Regions from separate parts of the Mus musculus genome. Here all the other regions are linked to region 3. Evidence: chromatin loops called from intact Hi-C (ENCODE). Cell type or tissue: left cerebral cortex. All regions are shown on one strand. Links, peaks and the distances in the headings refer to the core of each region. The heading gives the core; the rest is flanking DNA. Region 1 overlaps Rasal2 (RAS protein activator like 2). Region 2 overlaps Rasal2 (RAS protein activator like 2). Region 3 overlaps Rasal2 (RAS protein activator like 2).

Region 1 (5,812 bases), core at 336-5,335, 64 kb before region 3:
GAGCCAGAACACAGATACAATCAGATCAAAGCAAAACTGTCCAGCATTGTAAGTAGTCACTGTCTAATATCTGGTCTCAATTGCAACTGAGACTGTCCCTTCACCAATGTCCTCTGCCTGCCTCTCACAATGCCACCTCTCAGATGCTCTCCATAATACTTTCTGTCCTGTGACATTAGTGCCACAAAAACAGTGTGCAAGACTTACACATTACCAAGTTCAGCTGTCAGCTTGAGATGCAGCCATGACTCCTGAACCACAGCTCTATGTGCTGACCCCAAAAAAATACTTTCTAGAAGTTTGCACCTCAGTCATGCTAGTCTCTTATTAATCACAGCTGATTTTCAGCCACCTCTAACTAGCATCAGTTGTACCAGTAAAGCAAAGATTTCACTTTAGTGTTGCTAGTCTTTTGCTAATCACTGCCAGCTCTCTATCTCAGCTGACCAGAAACCTAAAATTCTTAGTACAAAATACCGTACAAAAAGCTCTGAGTTTTTAGTCGTCTAAACTTCACAAGCCTGGCCTCTGTCATCTTCATTGCATAGGTGCACACTCATACACAGAGCAGGGCCTGCCAGGGACTGAGTCACCCAGCAAGCTGCCAGTCAGCTTCCTGTTGAGTCTACTGTCTTCTTTCTGAGTTAACATTGGTCTATAGGGGTGCAAACCTTGTGAGAAATAAAACTTGTGGCCATTCAAGCAGTTCTTTTATACCACGAGATAAATTGTGTTGCATACGGGTGAGAAATTAGTGAAGTACTGACTGCTTTCACTAGTTCAGTTGTTTTACCTCTTCAGCAACAATTTAATTACAAGTGTTGTTTGTTTTAATCGTATGGGAATAAAAAGTACAGTAATTAACTATAGTTACTGGGTTTTGAAATCTAGTTGCTCACTTTAGCCAATACAATTTCAAATAGTTAAAGCTTTGAAATATATTTGTCTAATGAGTTCATAAGCCTGAAACTAAAATTAGATGTTTGGAAGAAAGTGAGGAAATGAGTTTTAATTTTTTCATTAACCAGAACATTGCATATTAAGGAAACTGTTTCATTCTGTCATTTTATCCTAGCTAATTAAACTTATTTTTCTCCCAGTTTGGTTTCTGTCATTTATCCAGAAATTAAAATATCTGCATCTTTGAACCTTTATAGATAATTATCAGAGAAAATATGAGATTTTCTCCTGCCTTACCAGCTCCTCCCCCCCACCTGCCGTGTCCCCTAACTTTATAGAATCACCTAACTTGGATACATCACTCTTAAAGTCATGTCTTGACATCTAAAGGTCTCACTGTGTGGTCTACTCCAGCAGCTGATTTGCTTAAATTCCTTTTTGCCATTACATCTCAGTTAATTATACTGCCATCTTCTAGAGATGTATGTTAGAAGTCACGTGTGCCTAATTCTGAAAATGACTTCGTACATTAAGACTCATTTATCCTCTGATGGTTAGAGAAGCCAAGACATAGTTATTGGTCATAAATTTAAAATACAGCAATATCATGGAACTGTCTTCTGCTGCAGGCATATAAGCTGCGGTATCAACTTCTCAGTCGTTAGGAATATTGTAATTTGGCTAATATCTTAATGGTCAGGATGCCACAGGGAGATGAAAAGAAGACCTGTATCCAGCATGCAAACAATGATAGGGTAAGCACTTCCAGTTGGCTTTTCTTAGGCAGCATTGATTTACGTGCATTACTGGGTCTATTTAAAATGGTGTCCTTTTAACACTAGCTGATTTTAAATTTAAGTAATTTTTTTCTGCTGAAGATTAGTTTAATACAGAGAGATTTTCTGCAAGTGAGGTGAGGCAGTGGACGCCTTTTAATAGTCTAAAAGTAACTAACGAGGATGTGCAGTCAGACGATTGATTGAATGAATAGCTGCAGTCCTGTGTGTTTCTTGCTCGCTCGCTCTCTGCAAGCTGGGGAGAGGGAGGGGGAAGAGCAAGGCAGGGAGGGAGCTCGAGAAAAATGCTTTCTCTTAAGTGGAAGTAGCACGGATCCCAGGGGCCAGGAGGCCAGAAATGGAAGTTTAAACTGCATCTATCTTTTAAAGGCAGAACAGCAGGAATCAAAATGTCAGTCTCCGGAGTCATGGTTTACTCTTTATTTTTTAAGATCTGGAAGATAACACAGAATACTTTTTTTAGGATGTGTTTTTTTTCTTGTCCATGTTGAAATTATCTAATGTTATCTGAGAAGCTGGATTCTTATCTGTCTGTCAGTGAAGTGGAGATGGGAAGCAGTTGTGATAAAGGTATAATATGTATAGATATCTGTGTGCATGTATATATGTGTATATCTATGTATCACTATGAAAAAAATTTTAATGTAGCGTGTGTATTTATAGCTATTAAATTAGAGCTCACATCATTTGCAGATTCTTAATCTTGTTAGGTCATTTGAACAGATTTATGATTTCAGAGTAAAATGTGGTAAGGTCATATAGGCAGAGCAAGGAGAGGCTGGTCTATTTTTATATCTGCATAGGCATGTATATTCTTTTCTCCTGCAGCACCTTTCAGTCTTCTCGTAGCTTCTGCTACTGTCTGGTGAATCATCTGAATAGAACCGAACTTTGACCTGGGTTCAGACAGTGTCAAGTCATGCACAACACTAGTATTTCTGGTTCACAAGAATATTAGAAATTTCTGATTCACTTAACTTCTAAATAGCTGATAGAAAAGTAGAGCCATATGGTATAAGATCTAGCTATTAAGTGAACCTGAAAACCTTAAACATATTACAGCTTAGAAGAATTACTTCTTACATATGCACACATGAAAACACAAGTTGTCTCTCAGAATAGATTCTTAACCCCAACCAAGTTTCTTTGTCTTTATAGGTCAAACTTCACAAATAATATCGAAAAGCACATTGAGATTAAAATGTTTTGGACCTTTAAAAAAATAAAAATGAAACAGCTTTTTTGAGTATATGTGAAATACCAGTAATTGTATACTTTAGGGGAAGTCTGAAATTTTGGATCCTTGATGTTTCTATTTCTTCTACTTTTCCAGAGGTGCCAGCAGAAAGGTCCCCCCGCAGACGGAGCATCTCAGGGACCAGCACATCAGAGAAACCCAACTCCATGGACACTGCGAATACCTCTCCTTTTAAAGTACCAGTAAGTGTTGCTTTCCCCTAAAAAATAAATATTTTATTTTTCTTTTGAGATTTAAAATAATGCAAATATTTTGTTCCTCAAGAATTTCATTACAAAACAGAAGGTAAAGGCCAGAAGTATAAATTTATTTTGATTAACTATATTATATCCAATATGAGGTCTGTTAGATTTTAAGAAATATTTTTGCATGGGAACTATTTAAATAAAATAACTAAGTACCTTAAATATAAAATTTTCTGAACTATAGTATATAAATCTTTGCAGATGTCATTTAATTATTAGATAAAAATATATTAATATCAAGTAGAAAAGTTTGCCAAAAGCATACTGAAATGGAAAAACCAGAGTCTAAAAGGATAGCTAACCACTAGATGCAGCATTCCTAGGTCACTGTAAAACTCTGTAATTTTTTTATACTCTGTAATTTTCTACTTTATTATTATTTGTGTGTGTTTGTATGTATTTGTGTGTATATATTTATGCATGTATATATTTGCTATGATGCACATGTGGAGGTCAGAGATAAAACTTTTTGGAGCCTTTTCTCTTCTACTAATGTATGGATTCCAAGAATTGAACTCAGGTCATTGGGCTTTGTGGACTTAACCTCCCAAACCATCTTGCCAGCTTCAAACAACTCAGATTTTAAGTCATCTTTTCTCTTTGAGTATTGGGTAAGAAATGCACCTATTTTGTAAACGTTAAAATTTATAGTGTTATAAAGGGCACATTTGAAGAGAATTGCTTCAAGAGATTGGTCATTATTTTAAGTACAGTGAAAATCAGTATAAATTAGAGATAAACTTTTTTATTTGGGGTGAGGGGGCTGTTTTCCCTCTTAATGAGGCCAAACGGATACGTTCTTATTCTAATACTCTAAGTTGAGATGGCCTTTTAAGTAGAACTTTTTTTAGATGTATGATGAATGTTAGTTAACAGCAGTAGACATTTTATTTCTGTGAACTCTGAAGAACAATATAATTACCTCTTCTACATTAAAAGTGGGCAGAGTTTGAATGTCCATTTCTGTAATTTTACAGATGTCCTTTCAAAATTTTACAGATTTGTATAGACTGTGAGTACTAGATTAATATTGTAATCAGAATCTGGCAGCTGTTTAAGAGCATTAGATTTCATGTCTTATAAATTTCTTAGTTCTATAGGCACAACTACATATGTTTTGATTTGTATGAATGAAAAATCATTCTTTCATCTCCTTTTTTTTTTTCTTTTTGAACAAAAAGTAACCAGTGTAGCTTAACGTATAGTAGAAGTTGTACTGATTGGTTTTTTTCTCAACTTGACATATCTAGGAGGGGAATCTTAATTGAGAAAATGCCTTCGTAAGACTGGACGTTAGGCAATTTGGTAGAATATAGTCTTGATTAGTAGTTGATTTTGGGGTCCCAACCCATTATTGGTGGTGTCATGCCCTAGCTGGTGATCCTGGGATATACAAGAAAGCAGACTGAACAAACCAGTAGGCAGCATCCCTTCATGGCCTCTCCATCAGCTCTTGCCTATAGGTTCTTGTCCTCATCTTCCTCTGTGACTGGAGTATGCTGTGGAACCATAAGCTGAAATAAACTCTTTAATCCCCAGATGGCTTTTGGTCATGGTGCTTTATCACAGGTATAGAAACCCCACTAAGACAGTAAACTCTGAAGGACATGATCATACATCAATGTGTATTATATAGCAACTCACAGTGACAATAGTGACCCAAAAGTAAGAAAAAGTATGAGATTTTTTTTCCCATTAATTATTTATTCACTTAAAAGATGAGGATTTTTTTCAAGGGGTAACTGGGTTTATTATATATACCCAGTTAGCAATATTTAAAACTACTCATGGACAGAGTTCATAAACTTGACTGGATTGAGTTCCAATTCAAGATCTTCACACTTGTCAAACTGGAACCAAATGGTGATTTCTTACATATTTCTTAAAGTACACAAATGAGAATATCCCTCCACATTGTGGTAACAATGAAGAATGTCCTAAATTATGTATGAAGTTTTATATTCAGGCTTTGTAAATTTTAATTAAGAACTGCAGTTTTCACTTATTTAAATCATAATTTGGTTACTAATGTTCAAGTCATCTTAATGAGACTATTCTTAGGTAGAAGTTTCGAAGCAGCAAAAGGGAAGTACTTAAGACCAATCACTACTTACAGACCATGTATTCATTGATAAGCATAAAGTAATGAGGGAAAGAAAAGGCTCCTGCCCAGCAAAATCAGTCTCAAAGTTAGGTATTTCTAGAATGTGATTTCTAGAATTTCCACTCATAGCCCTAGACATTATCCTAGAATTAAATGTCAGAACAGAACCCAATTTTTCATCAACTCCCTAAAAGAAAAAGACAAGTATCTAACATGTTTTAACATGTTTTATAGTAGCCCTGGAGCATGCCATCATATCTCAGAGTAGTATATCATACAGAAGCTGACACTGACAACAGTGATCCTGAATCGTTAAATTAAAATGTAACTGGGTATATCATTTGAGAATGCTTTAAATCTTGAAGATAAAGGATCTTTATAAAATTTACTTTCCAGAAGGGTCTGTTTCATGCTAGATAAATAACATTTGTATTTATTGTTTGACAATTTCATGCATGTATCTAATATATTTTGATCATTTTAATTTCTCATTTTCTTCTTCTATTTT
Region 2 (5,812 bases), core at 228-5,227, 54 kb before region 3:
GGTATGGGGGACTTTGGGGATAGCATTTGAAATATAAATGAAAAAAATACCTAATAAAATTAAAAAAAAAAAAAAACCTCCTTAAAAGACCCAAAGAAGGTAAACAGTGGTGCTTATATACTTGAAAAGATGTTCCATATCAACTCTTAAGGAAGCTCACATTTAAATGATACATTGCTACGTGTAGGATAGCCATGATCAAATCAGAGAGACAATAGTATTATTGAAGATGTGGACAAACTGAAACTCTCATATTGCTAGTGGGAATGTAACTTGATGTAGCCTTTTTTTAAAAAATGAGTTTCCAGTTGACCTAACAATTTCATTTCTAAGGATGTAAAGAAAGTGGAAGACATACCTTTATAAAAGCACATAAATGTTTATGTCATCATTATTTATAGTAGCTACGAAGTAGCCACAACATAAATATCATCTGAGAAACAGATATTAAAAAGTATGGCCAGTTCATATAAATAGCACATTATTACCCTCAAGTAATTAAATAAAGGTATAAGCTACCATATTGGTGGCACCTACAGCCCAAAAAGGCTAGAGAAGTCAAAAAGAGAAATCCATATGTTTTATGGCTATGTATATGAAATGTCCAGAATCATAGAAGCAAAAGAATTCTAGAATTAGACTGTGGTGATGGTTGTATAATGTTCTTTCTCCTCTCTCTCCCCCACATCTTTATTTTTATTTTTTGAGACATCAAGTGCTGGGATTATTACAGGCATGACCTACTACTGTACCCAACTCAACTTTTTGAATACACAAAAATCATTGACTCGTACACTTTCAAAAGAATAATTTATAGCATATAAATTACATACTACTAAAAATGTAAAAATTTAAAAATGGGCCTATAAGACAGGATAAAAGATATAAAGTCTCATTAATACTTTTTAATGTGGTTATAAATTGAAGCAATAGTATTTGTAATATACTAGATTAAATAAAAAATATTGGAGGGAAATGGCAAAGAAGATATATTGAAATACATTGTTATATATTAGTTGTTTATTGTCTATAAAATTCTTAATTAGTCATTACTGATGCTTTGAGTCATTGCATTTTTCCAAAATATCATAAGTTTGCCTTCTATAGGGAAAATAATGTATATTTTTTTATTCCAGGATGTAGGACTAGGAAACATAATATTTTAAAAGAAAATAAAGCAGGGACTATAGGGACTCTTAAGTTACGAGTACTTACTGCTCAAGTTCAGACCATAGCATTGACATGGTGGCACCCAACTGCCGAAACTCCAGCTCCATGGGAACCAGTGCTGTCTTCTGGCCTCAGAGTCTCCTGCATGTACACAGTACATACATAGTTATACAGACTCAAACGTTTTATCTTTTATCAATTTTGTATATCTTTTCACGTCCATCAATCTCCTCTTCTCAGCCCACCTGCCATTAACTGCCTTCAGTTACCAGTGCTACTTACTCCTTCCGTGCACTGGTATGAAGACCAGCCTCATGAAGAGGAAAACAGTGCGGTTTCTAAGCACTGCACTCAGAAAGTCCTATGCATGGATTTGAATGCTTTGTGGTTGCAATATTGAAATTCCCACCCCCTTTTTTGTATGTATGTACTGTGTTCTTGTATGTGAACGGACACATTGGGGGGGCACATGGGCACATATGTGTATTTGTATGTAAAGGTCAGAGGATTCAGATATCTTTCTCAGCAGCTCTCCATCTTAGTTTATTTTTTTCTGTCTTTTTCATGTGTATACCATGTGTATAGACATGTGTGTGCTAGCATACATATGTGTGTGACCATACATGCAGAAGCCCAAGATTGATATTGAGAATCATGATAGACCACTTGTCCACTTTATTCTTTGAAGTGAACTCTTCAGCCATCCCAGGGTTGGCTGATAGAGTAAGTCCTGCTAGAGACCTAGACCTAGGAAGTCCCCTGTCTCCATCTTCTGAGGTTAAGATGATGGAAGGGTATTGTCTTAGTCAGGGTTTCTATTCCTGCACAAACATCATGACCAAGAAGCAAGTTGGGGAGGAAAGGGTTTATTCGGCTTACACTTCCATACTGCTGTTCATCACCAAGGAAGTCAGTACTGGAACTCAAACAGGTCAGGAAGCAGGAGCTGATGCAGAGGCCATGGAGGGATGTTCCTTACTGGCTTGCTCAGCCTACTCTCTTCTAGAACCAAGACTGCCAGCCCAGAGATGGTCCCACCCACAAGGGGACCTCCCCCCTTGATCACTAATTGAGAAAAAGCCTTACAGTTCTATCTCATGGAGGCATTTCCTCAACTGAAGCTCCTTTCTCTGTGATAACTCCAGCTGTGTCAGGTTGACACAAAACCAGCCAGCGCAGTTATCATGCCCATCCAGCGTTTCTGTGAGCTCTAGGGATCTTAACTCCAGTTCTCTTGCTTGCATGACAAGTGCTTTAACTTTTGAGCCATCTCCCTAGCTCCACCTAATTTTTATTTTTTCTATTACATTTTTAGAGACAGGGGGAGGGTATGGGTTAGAAAACAACTTTTGGAAATCAAACCCAGACATCAAACTCGTGTTTTGTACAGTGGCATTCCTTTCCTGCATTTTGAAGAGTTGCCTGCACTTAGACTGAGACACACTAGTTGTACAGCCAGTCCTGAGAAGTGCAATAGATTGTTAACTCACTCACCTCTAGTCTCCAGTTCCTCCACATGCTCTCTAGCCTTCACAGTGTGCCAGAGTGCTTTCTTTACAAAATGAAAACTTGATTGTTACTTGTCATATCTCAGACTTGGCAGCAAGTGCCTTCACCCACTGAGCCTTCTCACCAGCCCACACCTTATCTTCTGAGAGATGATCTGTCACTAAACTTGGATCTTGCTGATTCAGCCAGGGATGTTGGCCACAAGACCAGGGATCCTCCTGTCTATCCCTCTCTAGTTAGTGCAGGGGTTAGGAACACCGGTAGCCAAGCCTGGCATTTTGTATAGATGCTAGGAATCATATCCAGGACCTAAAGCTTTTGTGGTAATCACTTTACCAACTGAGCTATATCCTCAACCCTACAATCTTGAAATTCTTATTACTTGTCTCACTCAGTCTTCAATTGAGAAAGTCTTCAAGTAGCTCCAGTTATACATGACCAAATCTTACACATTTTAGTTGGCTTGTACAGATTACTTTGGGATGCAGAAATGATAACTGTTTGAGTCTTCATCCTTAAATTTGTGTTATTAAATGTTCCTCAGTCATACATCTGAATATTTTATTAAGTAAACATTAAAATACATACTTAACTGTATTTAATTCATTTTATAGAATCAACACAGTTTAGGTGCCACTTTTATAGACGCCCCAAAGACCTTCTTCAACTTGTAACAGCAACATCAAACTGTCCCTTTTCCTGTACTTCTGATAGCTCACTTAAATCTGTGCTCGGTATGCATTATCATCCAAGCTATGCAAATCGTAAGTGTATGCTGCAGTAGCCTCATTGTTACATGGTAGCTTTGAGTTAATCAGCATTGTGTACATTTTGATTTTTCAAGATTCTTCCATTGGTCTGCTAAATGAAACAATTAAAAAGGATAGAATATAGTAAATAGAAAATCACTTTCTGTGGAAGTGATTTGAGCATAAGGAAGGAAAGAATGACTTCATTCAGTGTATAGTAGGAATGTAGTGCCTTTCTGCTCTTTAAAAATCAAATAAGAGAAAGACAATTGTAACCAACAGAACTGAAGCTCAAGACCTGGTGATCTGTCCTCCTTAGCTACAATGTACGCAGTCAGTGAGATCACTCTTAGTCAGAAGCGTCTGTCTGTGAAGATTAGGTGGTTGCAGTGGGGGCTAGGGGGAAACCTGAACTCTTCTCAACAGATGACATAAAGGGCTTGTGTCATCCTGCCTGGCTGGCTATCACCAATAGTACCTATTATTGCTATTACTGCTAGTAATAGTACCTATTATTAGCAGTTAAGGATTTGTTTCTAGAACAAGCAAAAGAGTGCTAACTTATTTTGGCCAACAACATGGCTCAGTAGGTGGAGGTACTTGTCACCAACCCTAGAGACTTCACTTTGATTCCTGGAACTCAACTATATTTTATTCATTTTATAAAATCAACACAGAGAACCAACTCTCATAAGATGTTCTCTGATTTTCACATGTGTTCTGTGGTGTACACACCAACACTCATACACTCAAATAAATGAATGTAAAAGTCTTTAGTAAAGAAAGAACTGTATGCTGGCCTTTAATTCCAACACTCCAGAGTCAGGGGCAGGTGGATCTCAGTGAGTTCTAGGACAGCTACAGGGCTATATAGAGACAGCCTGTGAAAAGGAGAGTGGTGGTGGGTGATCATGTTGTTGACATTTTACCCATAGCTTACCCTTATCCAGAAGAGTGATTTTTCAGGACATCTTATTTCACACAAGGCACTAGGAATTTTCTTTTTTAAAGTAACTAATAGTCTCCACTCTCCCTCCATCTGTGATACTGTTATTCTTAGAGTCCTGGAAATGAGAGGCAGAAATTTTCAATTAAATTCATCTAGTCCATCTCCCTTGACATTGAAAATTGCCTTTTACATTGTATTAGCTAATGCTTTTTGGGGCTTCCATGATAACCTCTGGGAGACTGTCCAATGGACTAATAGGCTAATAGACCTCACTTTAGGACAGTGTTCTCTCTTTTAGTTTGATCCATCATTTCTCACTATTTCAGGTCTTAAAGCTATCTTGCTTAATATTCATACTTAGAACTTAAGATCAGCTCAAGTCACTGTCAACCATAAGGAAAGCACATGTTTACATGAGAACTGACCTGATTACCAAATTAATAGTCCAAATACCAAACCTTTCCTAGGTTTGGCATTGTTTATTAAATTAGATTTCTCTTAATAATCCAGACTAGTTATTATTAGCATTCTACTTTACAACTTAGAAGTAATTCACAGTTCCTTAAAAATTGCACAAATATAAAGATGACTTTAATTTGCTTGATCTTATTTGCCTTCTGGTATTGCAATTCAGTAGAGGATAGAATATAAAATAAAATAGAAACAGAACTAATTATAGGCCAAAACAGAAAAATATCAGCTTAAACAAAAGGTCTTGTATAATCAGGAGAAAGATCTGGTCTACTACAAAAATCAAGAATGATTTTCTGAAACAGAAAGATTAGTACTAATCTGAGTGACATAGGGACACCCATGTAAGCATTGGGAAAAAATTGAATATGAATGTCCCACCTCACAGTGGCTCCAAGTGGACTAGAGATCCAGATGTAGGAAGATAATAGAAATAGCCCATGTAACTACTGACAACAGTGTAACAGCATTCTATAACCTCAGCACAGGGCAAGTATTCCATCATGGATACCAAAAATCCAGAAGCAGTTAAAAAGAATCACTTAATATAAACACACACACACACACACACACACACACACACACACACATACACACAAAATGTTATTCAACGCTGGCAAGATACGTCAGCTTGCCACTAAAAACCAGTGACCTGAGTCTGAGCCCCAGAACCCAGACCAGATCTGAGGGAGAGAACCAGTTCCACAAAGTTGTGCCTTTGACTATTAAATGCATACCATGGAGCTCACACATCCCCAAAATACAAATGACAAGTCGAAACAAATATTTATAAAATATCTTTAATTGCGTAGTATAAAACTCTACAAAAAATGACAGCTAATAAACTGAACAGTTTACATATTTTTAAAACTACTGAAATCTAAAAACAAATGATCAAAACACAAGATATTTAAAAATTGGATTAGAGGGAAAACATGAACAAGTCTTTTTTCTTAAAGTGTGT
Region 3 (5,812 bases), core at 409-5,408:
TTCAAAAAGAGAAAACCAGGAAAACATAGCCCTGGGAGCTGATAGAAAAGATAGGAAGAGATTTTCTGGGTGCCTCCTACACGGTCAGCTATATCAGGATGAAGTTGAATATGTCAGAAACTCATTGAAGTGCACTGTGAGAAGCATATGGATGCGGATGTTCCAGCTGATGCTCTGGGTGAAGAGTAGAAGGGCTGTGCGATCCAAGTCAGTGGTAGGAACAAGGTTTCCCTAACAAAGCAGCATATTCCCATGCACGCCAGAGTGCGTCGGCTGGTGAGTTAAGAGGCATTCTGGAAGAGCATGTCTGTTCACAGATGCATATGGATACCAAGCTGAGCGTTCTTAGCGTGGTTATTGTTTAAAAAAAAAAAAAAAGGAAAGAGGGATATTTGCATAGGGGAACTAGCAGACTCTGCAAACTTTCCAGTTTCTAAAGAAGATGATGTCCAGCAGCATTCTGTCAGGAAGCCCTTACACAGAGAAGGTAAGGACCCCGTTCTAAAGCCCCCAAGAGTCAGCATCTTGTCGCTCCACGTGTCCTGCAACACAAGTGCTCTGAAGAAACAGCACACTAAGATGAATGAGGAGGAGGGTGGTGCAGAATGTGCTAAACCTTGGGCCCAGAAAATGAAAGAAGCCAAAGAAAAACTCCCGGAGCAGATTGCCAAGAGATGTGGGCTGTCCTCGCTGAGAGCTTCCATTTCTGAGGCCAGTAAAAATAAAAGAGTCCTTAAAAATCATAAATAGATGTTGGGAGCAAGGAGATTCGGAGAAGCTGAAGATACAGCTCAGTGGTAGCACATTTTTTAGTATTCATGTCGCCCTAGATTTAGTCCCCAAGACTACCTTTTCTATTCTTATATTATTATTTATTTATATTTGTGTGTATGTGTGTGAGAAAGAAGCAGAGACAGAGAAAGAACAAATCCAACTTGTAGTTGATTCTCTCCTTCCACCTTGTGGGTGCCAGGGATCCAGCTAAAACCCATCAGGCATTGTAGCAAGTACCTTTGCCCATGGAGCCATTCTGCTAGCCCAAGACCACCTCTGACAAAAAATTCAAATGGTAAGATAAAGTAGTTGTTAAATTGTTTCTCAAGTTAAATATTACTTGTGGTGCTTCAGATCCTTGAATCAAGCGGAAGGAAGCCAGACAGTGGTAGCACATGCCTTTAGTCCCAGCACTTGGGAGGCAGAGGCAGGTGGATCTGTATAAGTTTGAGGCCAAACAAGTCTACAGAGCCAGTTCCAGGACAGCCAGGACTACACAGAGAAACCCTGTCTTGAAAAATGAAAAATTTTTTAAAAGGAAGGAATCATAAGTGGTAAAAAGTAATGGCTGACTGTCAGGTCAGGAGGTCGGGCTGTGTTTCCATGCAGCACACCTGCTGTAGGACAATTCCTAATCTGAGCAAGAGGTTTGCTTTTTCACTTCTGTTATCTTGAAATCTACTCAATTGTTGTTTTCAGAGCTAATCGGGATTATGAGGAAAAACAGTTGGTTTTTCGCTATATTAGAAAAGATGCTATTAATCTCACTTACATGGGTGCTTGCTATAACTGTCAATTATGTGTCAGGGTTTGCTTTAATGATTTATGTTATCCAATAAAAGGTAACAGTGAAGCATCTCTAACAGTATTCTCTATCCTGTGAATGTGAAGGTGAGAATATTGATATTATAAGATCTATTTTGCTTAAAGGGATTTCTGAATTAAATGTCCAAAGTGATAAATGAATACCAAGTCCTTTGATACAATAATAAATAATTAAATATCTAATGAGCTTACCAAGGCATGAAAATTATTTCATTGAGCATGGGGAACAATTCAGCCAACGGTCCAAAGAGCTCTTCTAATATTCTGTAACCTAACAACATGGGCTAGGTTAAAGAAAATGGTTGCAGCTTCCAAGAACATGAAAACAACTCATGAGAGCCTCCGTACTGAGATTGGATTGTCATCTTCTTAATGAAGTTTTGTTGTATGTCATACACTTTAAGCAAAAAAGAGGTGCTATTTCTAAACTCTTTGAACTTTTTGATTTTAGAAACTGCCAATCAGGCCTGGGGATTGTTGTTCATTGGTAGTTTAATATCTATCCATCCTCAAAGAAAGTTCCCTGTCATAATGTATAGTATCATTTAGCTTTGTAGGCTGTCTTGATCTTAAAGCATACTCTCTACTGAGAAAAACTCAGCTTTATTTAGACTTAAGTCTTCCATCTGTTCGCTCCCTTTACCTGACTGATTTAAGTCAACGTTTTAGTGTCTTGTGACACAGAAGAAATGTCATCTTCGAAACATAAATCTCTCAGAAGGTGTAATTTCCATGCTGGTGTTAGAGGCAAATGCCTTTCAGCAGTAATAAGCCAACCCCTGTTGACTCACAGCTACACATGAAATGTTGATGATAGTAACAATGTGGTGATTTGCATAGAAAACACATAATAGAGCTGAGCATGGTGGTACATGTTTGTATTTCTATCAGTTTCAAGGTAAAGGCATGACTGCTTAACAAGTTTGTAGTCAGCCTGCTGTACATGAGATCTTTCCCAAAAAGGGGAAAGGGGTGGGTTGGAGTGATGGCTCAGGGGTTGAGTGCTTATTGTTCTTGCAGAGAGCCCACAATGGGTCCCCAGCGCCCACATGGGGGCTCACAACCATTCACAAATCCAATAGCAGTGAATTTGATGTCACCTTCTGATCTCCACTGACACCAGGCACTTGGGCAGTACACATACAGATATATACACATAAAATAAAACTAATTTTTTTTAATTTAAAAAGTGTTTTCAAAGAAGGGGTTGGAGAGATGGCTAAGCATTTAAGTGAGCTTGCTTGCTGCATAACCATGAGGACTGCAGTTGTATAACAGCAGCCACATAATAGCAAGGAATCCACAAACACCATAACTCCAGGTCCCAGGAATCTGACACTCTGTGCCCTCCATGTGCTTATATTCATGCAATTACAGATGAATAAATTTTTTTTTTTTTTTTTTTTTTTTACAATTCAAAGAAGAAAATCTGATAAAACAGTCTGGATACATACTAGCTAAATATTTAAACTCAGTAATTGCCACCTTGTACCTTTTATTCGTTTCAGATGCAAAGCAGCAAACTCAATTTTCAAAGAAGGACCTTTTTAGATGCAAACCTATTTTTAAAAAGATCCATCTTTGTTTGAGTGTACTACATGTTATTGGATATAAGTTGTAATTGCAAAAAGGAGAACAATTTTCTGAATTTTAATAATTTTTTAAGGCATCACATCTTTTGAGGCCCTATAGTGCTGGTACTACAAACAGTTTGTGCCTGGACCCTGAGTAATTTATTGGGCTATTTACTTGAAGAATGAAAGAAAAATAGTATTTATATTATTCATATTTCCCTACTTGTGACACAAATGAACACCCTTAACAGAATATTAGGTTTCCAGTTTGACCAATTGTTACCAAATATTTGAAGCTAATACTTTTAAGTTTACATTTATGTACCTTTAAATGAAACAGATTGTGTGGAAACATGGAATGGATATAATCTTCTAGGAAATGTTAACATTTTCTAAACATTACCAGTTTAGCGATTTTTGCATTATTAAAAACTATCTTAAAGTAGCATATTTGGTACCTAATAGTGCTTTCTATAGGGAGCCCAAAAAAGTGCCAAAACTCTACATTGGGGGTGGTGTTCCTTATCACAAGTCTACAAGGCATGTCTAATGCTAATAAAACAGCCAAGGTGCGGACTAGTTAAGTGACCTTTCAAGGCCCCTTAGTCAGTTAAGTGAGGGATGCAGGGCTTGACCTTAAATCTCTCTTGATACTATAGTGTATGTTCATATTCATTTCCCCCTGCCTCATTGGTGTGCGTGTGCGTGGGGGGGGGGGGGTATCTGCGCGCCACTTAGTTTCCTGTTTTCTAAGAGTGTGTCTTCTAAAGCACTTTCCGTCCTCCATGGTGGCTTTTAGTTTTTCTTTACCTCAGTAATAATCATGTTGACAGAAAACATTTCATTTTACTTTTGCTACTTTATTTTGTAGAGATTATTGTTGTCCTCCAAACCCCTGTTATGATGAAGCTGAACCTCAGCTCAGGAACCCTTTTGAACTCAAGAAGTGACCTTCTTGAGCCTCACCAAGGATCTTTAAAAGGCCGACTCTCTTTAATGAAGAGAGAGAGACCTGTAAGAAAACAGAACTTCCATCTCTTCTAAAACACTAAGTTCTTACACTCCTTTTTGAGAATTGTTCAAGGGGGTGGTCTTGAACATAATTAAAACTTGCTTCCTAATATTTAAACATTTGTCCTACCAGTGAGATATGCATGTGAATAAATATGCACAAAAGAGTATAAAACAGTGCCAGGCAGTGGTGGCGCACAACTTTAATCCCTGCATTTGGGAGGCAGAGGCAGGCGGATTTCTGAGTTCAAGGCCAGCCTGATCTACAAAGTTCCAGGACAGCCAGGGTACACAGAGAAACCCTGTCTTGCAAAAACAAGCAAACAAACAACAAAAAAGAAAAAAAAAAAGAGTAAAACATCGACTATTAGAAGATACTGAAGAAACATACATAGTTGGGTTACCTGTTTAACCAAGCTTCACCTGAGTTTTTTATCTGGAATGATGATATTACTTATACCACTAAGGGGGAGATCTGTCACAAGCTCATGACAATTAAATATGTTCTGAGTTTCCAATAAGAGATGCTAGATTTTTAAATCAAATTGTCGCTATTTTTATAACTAATGATGATGCTGGTGATTGGTTGTATTCTGCTTCCAGGACAAAGAGAATAAACACAGTACATGGGTGGAGTTAGCTGTTAGGTTCTAAAGCAGTGTTGCTTCATGGTCTCTCCATGCCAGGTCCGAGGAAAGAAAACTCAAGTGCTCAGTCATTTCGTATTCTATTTAGGAAGGTAGAGCATTGCTATAGTACTTGTCACCTTTTCTCTTTGATCAGGGGAGTTCATCAAAGCCTTGTATGAATCAGATGAGAACTGTGAAGTGGATCCCAGCAAGTGTTCATCTAGTGAACTGATGGACCATCAGAGCAACCTGAAAATGTGCTGTGAGTTGGCTTTCTGCAAGATCATCAACTCATACTGGTGAGCTTGTAACCTTGCCATAGAACCTGCTTTTTCTAAATGAAAGTCCACACAAGGAAAGGACTTGAAGGAAATTGCATGATTCCCCTTCCTTAGTGCTGTTTAAATGTCACCCTTCACTCTAAGCAGGACTTCTGAATCAGGCTTTCCATCTGTCAGCAGTCTCCTTCCTAATACCTAAAAGTAGAGTTTGGAAATGTGGGGCAGGGTTATTTTATTTGGTTTGGGGCAGCTTTGATTTTTTAAATTCTTAGCTAGTATGGAACAGATGTATTCATAAATATTGATCTTTTTTCTACAAGCAAGTGGTGACTTTGGGAAGATTTTCCATATCAGCCTTTAAGGATGTTATGGTGAGCTGTGTTAAACCAGATATAGTCAGGACCCTTACGCCATTTTTCCACTTAGCTAAACTAAATTTGTACTAATCCAGAGTTTTGTAACTTTTCAGTTTCAAATCGCCATCTGGCCTTCTGTGAATTTCCCACATCTTGTCAGCCATGACCCAGGCTGATCCCCATCCCTAGGTGTCTAATGGGTCCTCCTAGCTCAGCTCTAGGTCAGTGGAGTCCTGGGTTAAAGTGGGGTCACTTATCTTTCATGGGTCATGACACTTTTATATTTAGAGGTTTGGGGTTTTTTTGTGTATGTTTTCCCTTTTCTGTAGTGTCTTCCCGCGTGAGTTGAAAGAAGTGTTTGC

What was found. Peaks named below come from ENCODE experiments on the same cell type or tissue, not always from the same donor. Only the 100,000 strongest peaks of a DNase experiment are listed, where the experiment ranks them.
Region 1: it touches region 3 in a loop (2.7-fold over the local background); 2 of 42 quality-filtered maps call a loop at or near these places.
Region 2: a loop joins it to region 3, with 4 times the contacts of the local background. A loop is called at or near these places in 2 of 42 quality-filtered maps.

The regions. Positions count from the first base shown.
Region 1 is chr1:157,227,364-157,233,175 of GRCm38, reverse strand. It overlaps Rasal2 (RAS protein activator like 2), which reads left to right. Exons shown (of 18, transcript NM_177644.5): 4 at 3,031-3,137. Among named protein-coding and RNA genes, the nearest start is that of Gm51654, 23 kb to the left of the region's middle. In left cerebral cortex, for the core only: no CTCF peak of the experiment used is centred there; DNase peaks (open chromatin) are centred at 588, 1,353, 1,945 and 2,528; H3K4me3 peaks cover 2,231 bases; H3K27ac peaks cover 2,324 bases.
Region 2 is chr1:157,217,676-157,223,487 of GRCm38, reverse strand. The region is part of intron 4 of Rasal2 (RAS protein activator like 2); the gene reads left to right. Among named protein-coding and RNA genes, the nearest start is that of Gm51654, 33 kb to the left of the region's middle. In left cerebral cortex, for the core only: no CTCF peak of the experiment used is centred there; a DNase peak (open chromatin) is centred at 2,818.
Region 3 is chr1:157,163,907-157,169,718 of GRCm38, reverse strand. It overlaps Rasal2 (RAS protein activator like 2), which reads left to right. Exons shown (of 18, transcript NM_177644.5): 10 at 4,968-5,112; 11 at 5,780-5,812. Among named protein-coding and RNA genes, the nearest start is that of Gm30694, 46 kb to the right of the region's middle. In left cerebral cortex, for the core only: no CTCF peak of the experiment used is centred there; DNase peaks (open chromatin) are centred at 646 and 2,313; H3K27ac peaks cover 2,244 bases.